3 separate regions of the Homo sapiens genome follow, and all the other regions are linked to region 1. Evidence: read pairs that join two places in POLR2A ChIA-PET (ENCODE). Cell type or tissue: CD4-positive, alpha-beta T cell. All regions are shown on one strand. Links, peaks and the distances in the headings refer to the core of each region. The heading gives the core; the rest is flanking DNA.

Evidence for each region. Peaks named below come from ENCODE experiments on the same cell type or tissue, not always from the same donor. Only the 100,000 strongest peaks of a DNase experiment are listed, where the experiment ranks them.
Region 2: POLR2A ChIA-PET joins it to region 1 with 25 read pairs; 6 of 35 experiments call an interaction of 5 or more read pairs at or near these places.
Region 3: POLR2A ChIA-PET joins it to region 1 with 18 read pairs; 12 of 35 experiments call an interaction of 5 or more read pairs at or near these places.

What each region holds. Positions count from the first base shown.
Region 1 is chrX:107,624,819-107,630,821 of GRCh38, forward strand. PRPS1 (phosphoribosyl pyrophosphate synthetase 1) reads left to right here and starts at 3,692. Exons shown (of 7, transcript NM_002764.4): 1 at 3,692-3,932. The coding sequence starts at 3,811. RefSeq lists a silencer at 3,530-3,579. In CD4-positive, alpha-beta T cell, for the core only: no CTCF peak of the experiment used is centred there; DNase peaks (open chromatin) are centred at 3,573, 4,123 and 4,903; H3K4me3 peaks cover 2,596 bases; H3K27ac peaks cover 1,178 bases.
Region 2 is chrX:107,823,481-107,829,483 of GRCh38, forward strand. It overlaps MID2 (midline 2), which reads left to right and starts at 2,386. Exons shown (of 10, transcript NM_012216.4): 1 at 2,386-2,950. The coding sequence starts at 2,947. RefSeq lists silencers at 2,804-2,993, 3,154-3,203. In CD4-positive, alpha-beta T cell, for the core only: no CTCF peak of the experiment used is centred there; DNase peaks (open chromatin) are centred at 2,341, 2,641, 2,791 and 3,491; H3K4me3 peaks cover 1,826 bases; H3K27ac peaks cover 562 bases.
Region 3 is chrX:107,773,040-107,779,042 of GRCh38, forward strand. It overlaps TSC22D3 (TSC22 domain family member 3), which reads right to left and starts at 2,748. Exons shown (of 3, transcript NM_198057.3): 1 at 2,061-2,748. The coding sequence starts at 2,380. It overlaps NCBP2L (nuclear cap binding protein subunit 2 like), which reads left to right and starts at 4,694. Exons shown (of 2, transcript NM_001348372.2): 1 at 4,694-4,819. RefSeq lists enhancers at 1,517-2,094, 2,095-2,671, 2,948-2,997 and silencers at 2,760-3,054, 3,028-3,087. In CD4-positive, alpha-beta T cell, for the core only: a CTCF peak has its summit at 4,287 (motif pointing left); DNase peaks (open chromatin) are centred at 2,902, 3,392 and 4,282; H3K4me3 peaks cover 2,574 bases.

The DNA of each region.
Region 1 (6,003 bases), core at 660-5,659:
GGGGTCCATAATCTCTAAAAGGACCCCTTTTAATTTAATCTGAGATTTTAATTTAATTAATTTAATTTTAATTTAATCTGAGATTAGTGAATCTCAGATTCACAATGTCTTTATCATTCCTCTTCTTAAACCCTACAGCTACTGGCATAGTTAATGACATTACTAACTTGCTCTCCCAATCTGGTTTGCCTGCCTCCAATCTCTTCTCTATTCTTCACCCCACACAGAAAAGTTTACCTAAAGCACAGTTATGATCGTGTCATGCTCTTACTCCAGAACAGTCAATGGCTTCCTATTGCCTGCGGAATGAAGTCCCAATATGGTACTTGATATTCCAGCAAAACTAAACTATTTTCTCTTCTTCAAAACCTCTCTCTGCTTCCTCATCTTTTCTTCCTGCCTGGGAGATCCACCTCCTCTCAATCATTGCCTGTCAAAACCCTACTCATCAATCAAGGCCTAGTTCATGTGCTTCTACCTCCAAAAATATTTCCCAGGATACTCCATGCAGAGGTGATATCTTCTACCTCTGGACCTGCAGAGCATTTTGTTTGGGCCTTATGGGAGACTTCTAGTTGCATACCCAAAATTCATTCTCTCTTCTTTCTGGGAACAGGGCCACCTAACAAAACATTTCCTAGTCTTTCTTGCAGTTAGGTGCGAATTGTGACTGAGCTCTTGCCAAAGGGATGTGAGAGAAAGTGGGATGGATAAATTTCATCTCACTTGCTTAAAAGGAAATCCCTTGCCTAGACCTCTTCTCTGAGCTAGAATGTGGATGTGTCCATGACCTAGCATGGAGCAGAATCATCCCACTGGCTTAGACCAGCCAGCCTGTTATGCAAGAGAGAAATAATTTGTCTTACTAAAGCCGCTATATTTTAGAGTCTCCTTGTTACAGCAGCCTCCACATTATCCAAGCACAGGCTTCTCTATGGTAGCGTATTACATTGTCTGTGCTTTGTAATTATTTGTATAAATGTCTTATCAACTTTCTTTGGAAGTTAACTCCTAATCGGTCTTCCTGCTTCCTATCTTGCCTCCTACACTCTGTTCTCAGTAGCTGGGGTGATCTTTTTAAAAGGGAAGTTAGATTATGTCACTCTTTGCTAAAAATTCTTACTCAGTTAAAGCAAAAACCCCTAAAATAACCTATAAGGTTCTGCATGATCAGCACTCTCCCCACAATCCCTTTTTTTTTTTTTTTTTGGAGACAGGGTCTCTCTCTGTCACCCAGGCTGGAGGGCAGTGGCGCGATCTCGGCTTACTGCAATCTCTGCCTCCCAGGCTCAAGTGATCCTCTCATTTCAGCCTCCCCAGAAGCTGGGACTACAGGTGCTTGCCACCATGCCCAGCTAATTTTTGTATTTTTTGTAGAGATAAGGTTTTGCCATGTTGCCCAGGCTGGTCTGCAAATCCTGAGCTCGAGTGATCCGCCCGCCTCGGCCTCCCAAAGTACTGGGATTACAGACATGAGCCATCGTGCCCACCTGAGTCCCCCAATCACTGTTTTGTTTTGTTTTGTTTAGACAGAATCTCACTCTGTCGCCCAGGCTGGAGTGCAGTGGTGCGATCTCCGCTCACTGCTGCAACCTCTGCCTCCCAAGTTCAAGTGATTCTCTTGCCTCAGTGGGACTACAGGTGCCCACCACCACGCCTGGCTAATTTTTGTATTTTTTGTAGAGACGAGGTTTCGCCACGTTGCCCAGGCTGGTCTTGAACTCCTGAGCTCAAGTGATCCGCCCACCTCGGCCACCCTGAGTGCTGGGATTACAGGCGTGAGCTACCGTGCCTGGCCGGCCTCCAATCACTCTTATCTCATTGACCTCACTTTCCTCCTTTTCTCTTATAGATACATTCCACCTCCACCACACAACACTCGTCCCGCATTGGTATTCCTCAAACAAGCGAGATACATCTGCCTTAGGGTATTTGCCCTTTCTGTTCTCTTTGCTTATCGAGATATCAACATGGCTCATTTTTTTGTTTTTTTTTTCCTCCTTCAGGTCTTTGCCCAAATGTTACCTTCCAAGACAGGTCTTCTCTGACCACCCTACTTAAAATTGTACTCCTCTCCTCTACACTCTGGCACATTATCCCACTTTCCTTGCCTGATTTTTTTTTCCACAACACTTATTGCCATTTGACATACTATGCATTTTGCTTATTTACATGTTTATTGTTTGAGAATGTAAACTCCATGACAGCAGGGTATTTTTAATTGTTTACTAATGTATTCTTGTGCCAATACACAGGGCCTAGCACATAAAGAATGTTCACTAAATATTTATTGAATGAACGAATCCCTTGGGGCAAATACTTTGTAGTCCCCTCAACGCCTTGCACACTGCCTTGCATGCAATAGAACACTCAGTAAATATTTGATGAATGGCCTATGATGGAAGACTACTAATATTCTGCCTTGCAGTTTACTTCCTTCTCCAAGTATTCCTATATACATGGGCCTACATTAAATTTCTGAGCTTGTAAAAGTGCAAAAAAGGTCAGAAGGAGAAGTCCTCCATGGACACTGCTGAAAATAGCAGTAAGACAAAGACAGGATGCTGCTTTGAGTATTTTCTGCCTTTGCCACTTAGATAAATCCCTCTCCCACCTCCATCTCAGTTTTATCATATGTAAAACGACTATATGATCTCTGAGGTCCCTTCTATTTTTACATTTGGTAGTTATGAGCACTATGGTCACTTTTGATTCCAGAATTGTATGATTTTTATCTTCTCCTAACCCATGCTTAAAATATGCTTAATGGAAACATGGTGCAAGAATAAAGGCTCACTTAGGTCCAATTAACAAGTATCGCTATAAAAATAATAAAACATGGTGTAAAAGGCCACATTAGCAACATGTAGCTGATGACATTGAGGCTTACATGAGGCAGACAGGACTAAAACCCAGGTTTTTTCAAATCCCTTCAGGGCTCTTTATCTGAAGTCCCATAGAACACTATACTTTCTTTCCTTTCCGAGGGCTATAAAAGTTAGATCTTTATTGTCCAGATAGTTTGGAAAATCCATCTTCCTTCACTTGTTTCAACATACTTGGTTCCAGCACTAGAAACAAAACAACTTTCTCTTGCAGTGTCTCTTGGATGATTCAGGTGGCATGCCTTCAGTCACTTCCCCCATGTAAACTGTCTTGCAGGCAAAGGCGACACTGCAATTACAATGGGCAAGCAAACTCCTTGCATGCACGTCTGTGATGTAAAAGTGTTTTAATTCAGCCCCATCCTTATAAAGAGATAAAAAATGTGTTCAGAAACATGCAAACTCGTGGCTGTCATCCTGATAAACAGATTTTCTTAAAGGAAACTGTAAACCAGAGCCAGACTTACTTTCCTGCGCTGAGGGAGGGGAAATAAAAAAGCAGGCATGGTTGATTTCCCGCTAGCGGGAACGATCTGGCCTCAGACGTCACCAGCATCCCTCCACCCCCAGTCCAACGTCTCCTGTCCCCAACAGCCTAGCTACAGGGGGCCGGGCTATGGGTTAGTCTCGCCCCCGTTCATGCTCTTCACCCAATACCTGAGAGAATCGGAAGGAGGCAGAGCTACACCGAGGACCAAACCCCGCCCTTCGCTCCCTCTTAGCTAATCGTTGCCAGCGGGGTGTGGACTTCGCCGCTGACCCCACCTCCGCCGCTTTGGGTAATTTAGAGCCGCGCGCCGGGCGGGAATGTAAGATGGCGGAGTAGCAACGCAAAGCGCTTGGTATTGAGTCTGTGGCCGACTTCGGTTCCGGTCTCTGCAGCAGCCGTGATCGCTTAGTGGAGTGCTTAGGGTAGTTGGCCAGGATGCCGAATATCAAAATCTTCAGCGGCAGCTCCCACCAGGACTTATCTCAGAAAATTGCTGACCGCCTGGGCCTGGAGCTAGGCAAGGTGGTGACTAAGAAATTCAGCAACCAGGAGACCTGGTAAGGACCAAGTTGGGACCCTGACTAGACCTCACCTGCCCAGGCGGCAGAGTATAGGAGGGATGGGGTCGCCGCTTGAGCTCAAACAGACTGGGGGTTGGGGGGAGAGGGTGCAGCTCTGTGACTAGCCTACCCCACGGGCTGTTTCCGTTATTTTACCTCTCGCGGGAGGGTCACGTTCATTCTTACCGTGCGGTGGGGTGGAGTCAAAAGATGGAGTGTGAGGCGAAGCTTCTGCGTTTGAGGGCAAGGGCTGGGGGACCCAATAGATAGTGGCTGCATAGAGCGACGAGAGGGGACCGACGCTTAGCCAGGGCGGTAGGGACACGTGGCTTGGCTTTGCTGTTGAGCCACCCAGGCTGGACTGGGTTGCTTCAGCTCTTAGACTAGCTTGCATTTAGAGAGCCTACCTGCGTACTGAGCTCTCCTGGTCTTTCTTTTCCTAGAGTCCAATAAGCAGCTTTTTGATTCGAAATGGTGTTGGTCCGTTCGGCTTGGTGTTGAGGGAAACTGACATTATATACTGCAGGCGCCAAAATTATTACGACTTCCCTTAGATCAGCAAGCGTTGGCTTTTCTCATCTTATGAATCATCTACCTGAGTAATTGGAGCCATAAATCTAGTTGATTTGTTAAAGTGATGCGTTGACTCTGCATCCTTGATAGCCAGCATCTCAGCTTGAGCCATCCAAAAAATCTTGGAAATCTCAATTCTGGAATGTTTGACCTTCCCCAGTGCAGCTAGTGGTACAGATAATGCAAAAGCGTATTTTTCAGTAACCGAGTCCATCCTGGACTTGGCTCCTTCTTTAAGCTCTGTGTAGGGAATTTAGGAAACAATTTTATACCTGAATGTTAAAGATAATTGAGGACAGGCAATGTAGTGGAAGACTAGGATTGGACAGTGCATTGCAACTTGCGTTTTTTCCATTGCCTTGCCAGTAAAACTTGCTTCCTCGACTCCGACTTACACCCTCTACCGGCACCATGGGACTGTTTTAGAGATGACTTGGTTACCTGATTATTTCAGTGCCCCTTCCACCTAAGTGTGGGATCTTTAGTTTCTGATAGGTGTAATTTGTATTTTATTGTTACCCTATCGATTAAATCAGAGCCCTGCCCACAATCTTACAGATTTGTTAAGGGGAAAGTTTTCACCTAATAATCAGATAAGAATATTTCGAATATTTTTTCCTAAATGTTTTTGCTTACTTTTTTGCTTTCTTTGGACTGATTTCCAAGTTTAACTCGCCTTATCTCTTTTAGACCCAGCTGATAAAGTAATGTCACCGATAATGGACAGCTTCTTCCCGAATTATTGTGCTACTGATTGTGATGCAAATGATAGTGTAAACATTGCCATCTGTAACCAGGCAATACCTTAGTTAAAAGAGGCTTACAAACTGCTGTCTTTAGATTTTTCCAAACCATTATGGCTCATGGGCCTTAATAAAGAATACAAAACAGGACTAGACTTTGTGATTGGCAATATAGTTAGGGGACAAGAATGTTTTTCATTTAGAGGTTTTCTTTGGCCCCTGTGGATATTTAATCCTTTTCCTATGCGTCTAGGAAAAATGTGAAGGCATGAAAGCTTTATTTTCTCCTTGTGTTAATCCTTCTGCCCTCTGCATAATGCAGCACCCCAGAACCTGAGGCTATATTGGGAGAGGAGAGGGGGAGGACAACTTAGTTTTCTACTGATTGATTTCTATTAAGTCCAACATGGATAATTGCTGACTGGTTAGATTTTCTTGTTTCTGGCTTAATCATTAGCTTCTTGTTTCCTAGATATTCTGAAATCTTCATTGAACATAATCACATTTTTTTTTATGGAGTTCCCCCTATCTTTGTTTTTCCTATACTGAAGAAATGGTAACTGCTCCCTATAACTGCTCCCCCAGGTGACTCTTGGTTGATGCTCTCTTGAGCAGAGTAGCTTTTCTTCTAACATAAGGATCATCCTTGGCTGTCTGGTTATTTAGGAAACACACACACACACACACACACACACACACACACACGGAGGGGGTGGGTGTTAAAAGTGCTGAAATCAGAGAACTTGGATCTG
Region 2 (6,003 bases), core at 269-5,268, 200 kb after region 1:
AGGCTGGATTCAGCAGACTTCTGACTCATTAACTTTTAAAAAAATAATTTTTTGTGCCAAAAACCACATAACATAAACTTCATCCTTCCAACAATTTTCAAGTGTACAGTACAATATTGTCAACCACATGCATATTGTTGTGCAACAGATCCCCAGAACATCCCCCTCATCCTGCATGACTGAAATTCCACACCCACTGAACAACTCTTTCCTTTTCCCTCCTCGCAGTCCCTGACAACCAGCATTCTACTTTCTGTTTCTATGAGTTGACTATTTTAGACAGTCATATAAGTAGAATCATGGAATATTTGTCTTTTTGTGACTGGCTTATTTCACTTAGCATAATGTCCTCAAGGTTCATCAACTTTGTAACATGTGACAGGATTTCCTTCTTTTTTTGAAACTGAATAATATGCCCTTGTGTATATATACCATATTTTCTTTATCTATTCATCTCTTGATGGACATTAAATTTGCTTCTGCCTCTTGAATGATGCTGCTGTAAGCGTGGGTTTGCCAGTATCTTTTTGAGATCCTGTTTTCTATTTGCTTGGATATATATCTAGAAGTAAGATTGTTTAATCATATAGTAGTTCTATTTTTAATTTTTTGAGGAACCTCCATACTATTTTCCATAGCAGCTACACCAGTTTACATTCCCTTGCATAGTGGCTGTACCTTTTTACAATAGTGTGCAAGGGTTCCAATCTCTCCACAACCTTAACACTTATTATTTTCTGTTCTAATTTTATTTTTTGTAGAGACACGTTCTATTCATGTTACCCAGGCTGATCTCTAACTGCTGGTCTCAAGTGACTCTCTTGCCTCAGCATCCCCTCCTGAGTAGCTGGGATTACAAGTGTGAACCACACCTTGCCGTATTTTCCTGTGTGTTTGTTTTGTGTGTGTGTGTGTGTGTGTGTGTGTGTGTGTGTGACCATCCTAATGGATGTGAAGTGATATTTCATTGGGGTTTGATTTGCATTTCCCTAACAATTAGTGATGTGGATCATCTTTGCATATGCCTGTTGGCCACTTGTATATCTTCGTTGGAGAAATGTCTATTCAAGTCTTTTGTCCACTTTTAAGAGTTTTTTTTTTAATTGAGCTATAGAAGTTCTTTATACATTCTGGATATTAGCACATTATCCGATATATGGTTTGCAAATATTTTCTATCATTTTGTAGGTTGCTTTTTCACTCTGTTGATTGTGTCCTTTCCTGTGCAGATGTTTGAAAGTTTTATGGTCCCATTTACCTATTTTTGCTTTTGTTGCCTGTGCTTTAAGTGTGACTCACTAACTTTTACTTCTCTTAGGGGCCAGACTTTCATCAGGAGAGCCTGGTTGTGACTTTTGTCTTGGTTTCCACCTCAGTGCTCTCTAGCACATTGTTTAACAGGAGTGTTGACTGATTACTATTGGTTCCCTGAAGGGATATACCAAGAGATACCTCAATTTTTCTGGACTTGTTCCTATGCACAATGATGGGAGGCGTGTGTGTGTGTGTGCTGGGGTGAGTCTTCCCATTTTCTCATTTCTTTCCCCTTCTTCTCCCTTTTTGCCCCAAGTTAGAAACAGAGTCTCTTATGGGGCTTCCTGCTCTTTCCCTCTCCCATCCACCTTTTGAGTCGGGTGGTGGTCTCTGAGCCAATGACAGGTCAGCAAACAGGCTGATTCCAGACCAATGGGAGGATGCTGGATTCCAAATGGACCAATTAGCTTATTAGGGACCTGGAATAGCTGGATAGCTAGCATCTGCCTCATTGTCCATGTGGTAACGACCCTCTTGTTTTACTGGTCAACAATTTGAAGGTACAAGAAAAATCCTACTTTTTTTTTTCTTTTGATGGTTTTAATCCACCTCCACAACTTCTGCCCGAGGCCAATAAAACACAGCCATTCTTTTTTTGTAAAAAGAAAGAGAGGTTCGGTTTCCTTCAATTGTCTGCCCTTTTCTATCTCCTCCACTATTTTTGTTTTACTCTGTAGTTAACTTTGCATAGAGCAGCTTCATAGGGAGGATCTCTGCGGTGGACCCGGCTCTCTCTTCTTATTACCCGTTGCAAAGGCCTCTTTCTTGTTCTAACCTGGGGGTTTGTGGGGTTGGGGGACAGGGGGATTGGGGAGTGGGAGAAGAGTTTAGCCATAGCCTTCCTTCTGCATTTCACACACATTTAGCTATCTCTGTCGCTCTGTCACACACACACACACGCACATACACACCATACACACACACACGCACACCCGTCCGGGTCCCTCTCGGTGTGTCTTCCTTCAAGATGACAGGGCGCTGGAGAAAAGGCTGCTGGAATCAGCTGGTAGGTACAGTAGTAACCCGAGCCCCACCCACCGGCTGCCTTTGCTTGCTCAGGTTTCTCCGGTCACTCCTGCCAGGGGAGAAGACATGTAAACGTGCCTCCAGAGGAAGGGCTGGGGGAGCTGGGAGTGGCGGGGGCGGCGGAAGGTGAGCCTGGGAAGGTGGCCGAGCACCCCTTCTTCTTGGGCCCTTCCCAGTGCTCCCTTGGGGTGTCAGCCCCAGCCCCGTTTGCCCCCACTCCGCCTCCCTTTTGGAAGGGATTGCCTTTTTTTTCCTCTGCGGCGGCGGAAATGACAGTGTGGTGCTGCCGTGGTGTCATGGTGCTGCCCCTGGACTGAGGGGCGAAAACTCTTAAGTTTAGCTCGGGAGGCCCAGCTGCGGTAGCATCGCGGCCGCCGTGCTGTCCCCTGCGGGGCGCGCGGGCTGGCGGATCCCGGCTGCTGCGCGGCGTCGGCGACGGTAGCGGCAGCGGCGGCGAAGGCGGGCGGCGGCCTACAGTGGTAGCGGCGGCGGCGGCGACCGGGGCCCGGGAGCTCGCGCCGGAGCCCGAGCCAACCCGCTGCGGAGGCAGACGAGAGCCCAGCGCCCTCGAGCGAGCGGAGGAGATGGCTGGCACCTGGGAACGCTATGGGTAAAACGCGCCCCCTCGCCGCGGCCCTGGAGGTCGAGCGTCGTAGCCCTCGCAGGGCTAGTCTCCGGCTCCGGCCGCTTTTCAGGTGCCGCCGGGGCCCGGCGTTGGCCGAGGGCTCTCCGGCTCGGCGAGGCAGGGTGATGGGGCCCGCGAGGCTCGAAACGGCGACGGGGGCCCCAGCTCAGCTCCGGCTCTCAGTCATGCTGTTGGGGCCCGGGTTCCTGCCACTGCCCTCCTGGGACGGAGTTTGCACTCCGGGGTGCGGGGCGGGGGCGGCCGAGGCCTCTGCGCAGCCTGGCCGGGCCCGGCGCGGGCAGTCGAGCGAATCCCCCGGCGCCTGGGCGCGAGTCTGGGAAAGGGCACGGCCGCCTTCCCACGCTCCCGCAGCCGGCAGCCTCCTCGGCCCAGGCGTCGCCCCTTGGCCGGCCGTCTGCCGGGCGGTGCTGTCGCAGCAGCCGGCGTGGCTGCGGACGCCCTGCCGGCGGGGAGGCCCGGTGAAACTTAATCCCTTTTCTGCCAGGGAGCGATCCTCGAGTCTCCGTCTGGATGGTTCCTTATTTCTGGCCTAGCTGTGAAATCAGCTCTGTGGGGGAGAGGGAAAACTTACATATGTCCACAGGACAGACTGCGACGCAACCAGGGAGAGTGGGGATTTTCCATTCCTGCCTTGTAAGAATTAAGTAAATAACGGCGGAGTAGATTTACAGAAACATTACTGGTGATGATAAGGTTTAGGTTACTTAGCACTTCGTGTGTTGCACATTATTTTTCAGAGGTGTTTCTTCTTAGAGCAGGAAATTGAAATCCTGCAGTCGTTGTACTCTTTACTTTCTCTCTTCCACGGTCCCCTACCCGTTTTCAGGATCACTCACCTTCCTATGTCACAACGCTTACTTGCCTACCCAAATCCCCCAGCAGAGCCCCTTGGACCCCAGCCTTTCCCCATCAACGTGTGCACTCCCAGCCTCCCAGCCATGCAGCATCTTACTTCTCAACCACTTTGCCTTTTTGAGGATTTCTGAGTGTGGGGCGGATAGATGGTGATGGTTGTGTGTCTCTGAGGATGAGCCCTTATAAAGGAATATATTGGAAACTAAATAGAGAAGTACTGTGTGTGGGTTGATCCCTCTGATTCTCAAGTTGGGCCAGAAGGGCTGCCTTTAACCCCATTCTGCTCCGTCCCAGTACTCTAATCAGTTCTCTGGCAATATTCCAATAGAAGGGAGTTGCTGAATAGGGAGTTCTCCTCCCCTACTTTTCTTCTGTTTGGGGAGTGGTTTCATTGTACCCCAGATGGTTAGCTTCCCCCTGCCCACCCCCGACCCTCACATCCCCCTGTCTGTCTCCTCTCATGACTGTACTGAGGGAGAAACTGTCTTTGCTATTTTTATATATTCTTGCCCAATCAATGAACTTAACATGGATATGTAATGTGAATTAGATTTTTCCTGGTTGCTCCTCACAACTTGATTTATGTGTTTGTTATAGTTTGGATATTTATCCCTGCCCAAATCTTATGTACAAATGTAATCCCCAGTGTTGGAGGTGGGGCCTGATGGGAGGTGACTGCGTCATGGGAACAGATTTCTCATGAATGGTTTAGCACCATCACCTTGGTTGACTGTGAGTCCTTGTGATAGTGAGTAATCTCTCCTGAGATCTGGTCGTTTAAAAGTGTGTGGCACTTCCCCCCAGCTCTCTTTCTCCCTTGCTTCTGCTCACACCGTGTGAGAATCTCCTGCTCCCCATTCGCCTCCCTCCATGATTGTAAGCTTCCTGAGTCCTCCCTAGAAGCAGATGCTGGCATCACACTTCCTGTACAGCCTGCAGAACCATGACCCAATTAAACCTCTTTTCTTTTCTTTTCTTTCTTTCTTTTCTTTTTTTTTTTTTTTTTTTGAGACAGGGTCTTGCTTTGTTACCCAGGCTGGAGTGCAGTGTCACATTCACAGCTCACTGCAGCCTCCACCTCTCGGGCTTAAGCAATCCTTCTCCCTCAGCATCTCAAGTAGTTGGGAACACAGGTGCATGCCACCACACCCAGCTAATTTTTGTATTTTTTGTAGAGATGGCGTTTTGCCATGTTGCCCAGGTTGGTCTGGAACTCCTGAGGTCAAGCTGTCTGAGGGCCTCGCCAAGTGCTGGGATTACAGGCGAGAGCGACAATGCCCAGCCTACCTCTTTTATTTATAAATTACCCAGTTTCAGGTATTTCTTTAAGGCAATGCAAGAATAGCTAATGTAGTGGTTAAAACACAGGTCCAGGAGTCAAGAAGATCAGAGTTCATCCCAAATATGATGATACATTGGCTTATGGCTTTAGGACATTCCTATGACTTTTCTTTCATAGTTGGTGCACTTGTGTAAAAGCTATAATATTGTGTACTGGGTATTGTTAGTCTTGACTTGGTCCTTTGAAGATGAAAGGGTTCTGTAAACCCTCAGCATTATACTTTTTTTTTCCTTTGAGACGAAGTCTCGCTCTGTCACCCAGGCTGGAGTGCAGTGGTGTGATCATGGCTTGCTGCAGTCTTGACCTCTCTGGCTCAAGCAATCCTCCCATCTCAGCTTCCTTAGTAGCTGGGACTATAGGCACACACCATCACACCCGGCTAATTTTTGAATATTTTGTAGAGACAGGATTCACCATGTTTCCCAGTCTGGTCTCAAACTCCTGAGCTTAAGGGATCCACCTGCCAAGTCCAAGTGTTGGGATTACAGGTGTGAGCCACCACACCCAGCCAACATTATACTTTTCAAAGAAAGCACTTCCTTTACCTTTTACTGAGTTAGTGGATTGACTGGGTGTAAGCAGGAATCTTAGCTTACTGAAAACCTTTAGCTTCCCACCCCCAGAGCCAAATCGTATCATTGTACGTAGGTCCTAAATCTGGTTTTTCTCCAATACATGTTCAACTGAATGAAAACATACATGCAACTAGGCATACAGAGTAATAATGATCAATTTAAGTTGAGGCTTGAATCATTTCTAATGCACTCTAACCTAACAATCTGAGTCAGACTAATTTGAAGACATAACCTCACCCATTTTT
Region 3 (6,003 bases), core at 419-5,418, 150 kb after region 1:
CAAACCTTTCCTACAATTTGCGCTTCTCCCTCAACCAATACCTATAATGCCACCCCACTACATCTCCACCCTGTAGCATTTCCAGGCTTTGCCTAAAACCAAGAGTCAATAAACTCGTATTAGTGGAGTAGATGACAAAGGAGGTATTCCCTTTCCACAAACCCAAACAACCAGGATGCTCCCGAGGTGTGGCAGAAGGAAACACTTTGATCTCAGGCTTTTAGCCTCACACTTCCCTCACCCAGGTTTGACCCTCCTAGGGCCAGAACCAGAAGAGGCGCCCCCTCTCACACTTTCCTAAAGCCTGGAGTGGCAGTTTCTCTCCCAGTTGAACAAATGCAAATGCTACAAGCGCTCTTTCCAGGTTTTTCTACTACCCCTCCCCCACTGCCACTCTCCAACAGAGACAGGCGGGATCCTTAGGAGCCTGTTAGGGCTTTCGCTTGGCAGGATTTCAACGTCTGTGGGCTGAATACACTTGTAGTAATCTTTCACTAGAAATGAAGATTCCCTCGAAACCTTTCTGCCCGCAGCCTGGTTTATTTTATTTTATTATTTTTAAAAATTCAGCCTGGTTTATTTTAGACAATGAGATAATTTGATGCCTAAAGTGAAATAATAGATGAGAAAGGGCTTCAATGGTGTCGAAAATGCCCGAGGAATACGACTTGTTATAATAACACTAACGAGGTTAGCGGCCCTGCTTGTCTTGCCCAGAATCACTGGGGCTGGGCTGAGCGGGAGGCGATGGTGGATTTGTCTTGGGGCAAGGGAGGCAAACCTGCTCTTAGCATTAAGTGAGAATAGCGCCTGCCTTTCTCGATTGCTTTTAAAATTTCCTATTTGAGCCTGCTTGCATTCTAAATATTTTGTAGGTGCTCAGAATTTCTTATCACTTTGTCTGGGCACATCGCCTGCCTACAGCCTAGAATCTCAGAGCTAAAAGGAACCTTGGAGAGACTAGAGAGGTCAGGCGACTTGCTCAGGCTCATACAAACAGGTGAAGCCATAACTTGTACTACAACCCAGGTCTCCCACAGTGGCGATGTCTTTCTCTTACATAACCTGTGTTGTTGAGCAAGAATAAATCCTCGCTTATACACTCACACACACATGTTGGTGCCCTATCCTGATGGCGCTAAGGACACTAAATCCATGGCTGGGTTTCCTGATGTTGTCTGCCCTGCCTCTAAATTGCCTCAGTTGTTCCCAGAGACTGGTTCTTGCCAGAGTGTCTCAAACTGAAGGACAGCAGCTGCCTTGGGTCTTCCCATTGTGTTTTTTCCCTCCCTTGTCCTCTCCTTGCCTCCCCAGCAGGATTTCTAGAAAGCTTGACCGGTACACCAATACACGCCTGCAACGACATGGATTCATCCGCCCTCCTGCCACACATAGTTCTTGAGGCACTCAAGATGTCCTAGGGTGCTCTCTGGGGTTGCGCTTAGCTTACATTTGAAATTTAACGCTGTGATCCATGGAGGAGGCGAATCCCTCCCATCCAGAGGCTCAAGAAATTCTCACAAGTCTCTGATTTTTAAAAATTTTCCCCTCCCCATCTCCCTCTCCTACCACCAGCAGTTTAATTTGTCTTGACATTTTGCTTGCCCTCACTGTCAGTCAGGGGCACTCAGTAATTTTAAAGCCCTTGTAGTTTCAATCTGATTTTGCACATTTGAGATGGGCTTTTGAGAAGGGTAGAACTTGGAACTCAAGAAGACCCCATGGCAGAATCTCCAAAGGGGCTATGGAAATGTATGCATTTGAGGAGCGGGTACTTTCAGCTACCTCCAAACCATCTGGGGTCTGCCCACCTTCTAGGCCCCAGCGTCCCCATCAGAAAGCCTTTGCAGGCAGCTTTCAGAATAGGGCTTGCACCTGCCAGTCCTCCCCTCAGCTCCGCGGTACTCCAGGCAACCTCAAGGTCCAGTCACTGTAGCCTGAGTCAGACCTCCCCAGTACCCCTCCTGAACTTCCTAGTTGCCCCTTTTGCCAGAGATGAGGGTGCAGCAGAGGCTGGTGGGAGCAAGGACCGAGTTGCCGCCGTGTGCCGAGCCACCCACCTGTGGAAGAAGAGCAGGATGGAGAGCATGGTCTGGTCGATGTTGCGGTTGCAGATGCCCTCGTTGATCAGGTAGCAGGGGTCCCGCAGCACCGGCTCTAGCGAATCCTGCCGCATTATGCTGTTGAGCTTGTCGGTATTGAGGTTCTCAAAGACCAGCTTTTCCTGCAGCTGCCGAAAGTTGCTCACTGTAGGGCTGCCCGGGTTGTTGTTCTCCCCGCTGCTGCCTCGCTGGAGCCCACTCCGATGGGCCAGGTCCAGGCAGCAGTTGCAGCAGTCGAGGCCGACAGGTGAGCGGCAATCGAGCTTGGACTGGGCCATCTTCTCAGGCTCGGAGGTCGCCTGGCCTGCGAGGTCAGGGGCGGCTGGCAGGTGCGCGCCCACCGAGCTGGCCTGAGGGGACTCCAGGGTGCCTGGAAAAGACAAGCTGTGAGGAAAAGAGTTGGAAATTAGCGCCTAAAGCCAGCCACCTTCGGCTCGGCCCCCTTCTGGCTGTACTGCTCCGGGTGCGAATAGAAACAGCTGGACAAACAGCTCCGAGCGGATCCTTCGGGCTCACTTCCTCCTCTTCCTCCTTCTCCTCCCCCTCCTCTTGAGGCCGGGGGCCGCCCCCCTGAGGTGCCACACGCGGCCCCAGCGCAGTCCCAAGTTTCCCAAGTGTGAGCGGGGATTGGGGCGGACCTGTGGAGGCAGGAAGGGCGGGCAGCAGGGCAGAGGGAGAGCCAGGGCGCGCCCTTGCTCCCTCCCTCCTTTGCTCCCTCCCTCCCCGGTTTGCAGGCTCTCAGGCTCTCGGGCTCCCCTGGGCTGTGACGGCTGAGCGGTGGCAGGAGCTGAGAGCGAGTGAGCTAGTTAGCGGTCTGCACGCCCGGGAGTCAGCACTGGGATATGACAGCATGTAAATTACCCTAGAGGGGACGGCGGAGAACGGTCCTCCGCCACTTCTCCGGCTGGCGGGCGGGGGCCCCGAGCGGCTGGATCCTGTCCCTCCACCCCTCGCCCCACCCCGCCCGCACCCTTGTGCCCTGGCATCCACGCTGCCGCTCGCACCCTCGCCCGCGCTCCTGGGAGCCGGCCCGGCTCTCACTCTCTCGGCGAGCCGGACGCTTCGGTTCAGGCTCTTTCAGCGCTCATGGCGCATCCTCCGCCAGAAATACGCACGCAGCCCACCCGGGCTGCCGTGCCCCCTCAGTGGCCCGGTCTCGCGGGGCTCGAGCTCGGCGTGAGGGCAAATGTCTCTAGTCTCACCTCGAATGGGTCCCCCTACAGAAGAGACGACGCCCTCGAGAGCCCCAAGTGTTGTAGCCTTAAACTGCCGCCCTCCAAAGCCCCCCTTTTTCTGGGGGGGGGGCGTGCAAGGAGAGCGGTTGCCTCTGCAGAGAGTCAGAGAGTGCCAGGCACACATTAGGAGTACCCAATAAATGCCGTAAGCAAAACTCAGAGAAGCACGCTCAAACTCTCCTCAGTTTCTGTCTCTTTCTGCTTACTTAACGATATCGTCACCTCCTTTCCCCAGCTCGCTGTGTCCTCTCTTCCCTGAACCCCTCAGAGGCAGTCTCTGTCCCGGTTTCCCTCTGCCCCTTCGCCGTCTCTCCTCAGTCCTCCCCTTCCTTCTCTCTGCTCTTCTGCTTCCACTCATTCCACTATTTCCCTTATTTTTTCTCTTTTCTTTACCCATTTCCTCTACTTTCTCCCCCATTTCCATTCTTTTACCTTTCTTTCCTTATTTCTTTTCTCCTTTTCTCTATTTCCTCATTTCCCCTTTCTCCCCTTTCCTCTTTTCTCTCATTTTTCTCTCCCCTACCCCCGCCATTTCCCTTATTTTCCCCTCATTTCTTACTTCAGCACCCCCTCTTTTTCCTCACTTCACTTACCTTCTCCTATTTCTCCAAATTTGTTGTCCTTCTCCTTTTCTGAACCTTACCTGCCACCTTAGTTGATCTCCGTCTGTCGTTACCCTTTCAATAGATGTAGCGATTGCATGTTCACAGGCCTGAGGGGCGTGCCCCAGCTCTGTAAGATGGAGGGATGTTCTGGGTGGGCAAGTGGTGGGTTTCCAGGGTTTCTCAGGACTCAGAGACTTGGAATACTTTAAATGTGTAGGATTAAATAACGATTAGTGTCTGAAAAAACTAAACTTTTCATGACGTTCAGTTTTCACGTAAAACTGACTTACATTTCAGTCAGTACTCCCCACCCCCGCATCGGCTCCTTCATTCACAAGTCTGGCCTTTGAAATAGAGCAGCATATACTGCCATCTAGTGTCCAAGACGTTGAACGTTCTCTGCCTGCGTCACAGAAGCTCGGAGAGGCACCAGAGGTACCTCCTGGTGGAATCCACAGTGCGTTGGTTCCAAGAGTAGCAGGGAAGAAGTGTAGGAGGCGGAGCTGCTACACTAAGAGAGTTCTGTGGCCAAGCTAATAGGCAGGAACACGCTCCTACACTAAGAGAGCTCCAGCTAATAGGCAGGAACACCAATTAGGGCCAGAGCCGCCCTTTTTTCTAGTGGAGCTTCACTTGGCCTGAGTCCCTGCGGATTGGACTTCCATAGATTTGAAACTTCCTCCGGGTACCACAAGCATCAGGCCTGTGATTAAGAGCAAAGAGCGGCCAACTATTGTAACTCTTATTCCCAAGGCCCTGTGGGTCCTATATGTGCCCTGCAACTTGGGGAAAATGGAGGTGGGGTTGTGGTCTCTATGCTGTAGCAGCCGGAAAGCCAAAAACAAGCCGTACTTCTCGCTCTTGACAGGATCCCAAGGTCAGAGGTGAAAGAGGTGCTGGGGGTCACTGACCATACCTGCAAAACTGAGAGTATGGTCCTTTCGTTCTAACAGACTGCTGAGGAGTCTCTATTTCTCCTCTCAAAAGCAAACCCTTTAGATGTATTAATTTCCCTTTTTCTTCTTCTTCGCTTTTTTTTTTTTTAAATGTTCTTGGGTAAAAGCCAGAGGAGGTAGTAGAATATGAAATTTCATCTGCATTGTGTAGACTTATAGTCTACTAAATTGTTTTGTAATTACAGTGTTTATGTTTTTTCCTCTTGTTTATAATTATTTCATGTTAAACGTTATAGCAAAATATATTAGACCCATAAATGTTTATTTAAGTTGTGTTTTGTGAACTGCTGGGACTTTTGTTTCTATATTTGCCTGAGTCCTTTTATCTTTGTGCATAACCTTGGGATGAGGCCCTGGTAGAAGTATTTCCTTCTTGGCATTTGGCACCATTAAACTCAAGATTCTGTCCCCTTGACATTTCCCTTGTTGTAGTCCTTGCTCTCAAGCAGTATTGTTAATAATTCAGTACAGCTTTCCATACTATATCCAGGTTGATCAAGAGTAAATATAATTGAGATATAAAAAAACTACATAGTTCAGAGATAGAGTTCAGGAGCTGGTATGTATTTGCATACAAGTCCAGCTTGTATTGACATATTGCACACCTCCTCAGGAGAAGGCTGACTGGGCAGGGCCACCTTGGCTCCCTTCTGTGAAGCCTTGCTTTGCTGACATATATTGCGTTGGATGGAGAGACTCCAAGCAGCAAAACGTTTTGCATAAACTAAGAAAGCGGAGGGGGGCCCCCACTTCCAGACAGAGCTGGTAGCTTTCTGGGTGGAGCAGAAAGAGGGTATAAGGGGCATCTCTTTCTTGGATGAACTCATTCAACAGTCACTGTGTGCTTGTCCTGTGTCAGGTATAGTGTAAGTGGGGATTCAGAGGTAAACAAAACAGGACAAACTCCCAAAGACTTCATGGTCTAGCTGCAGAAACAGAGCTGCAGACAGACAAAAACAGTACAAATACTAAGTGGTAATGGAGGCCTGGTGTGTGTAGGGGGAATAGGGGGTGGCATGTCTTGGGTGTGGAGGAGGGGTTAGCTCTGGCAGAAGAGAAGGACAATCTAGGTAGAGAGACTAGAGAGACTAGTGAACAGAGGCTT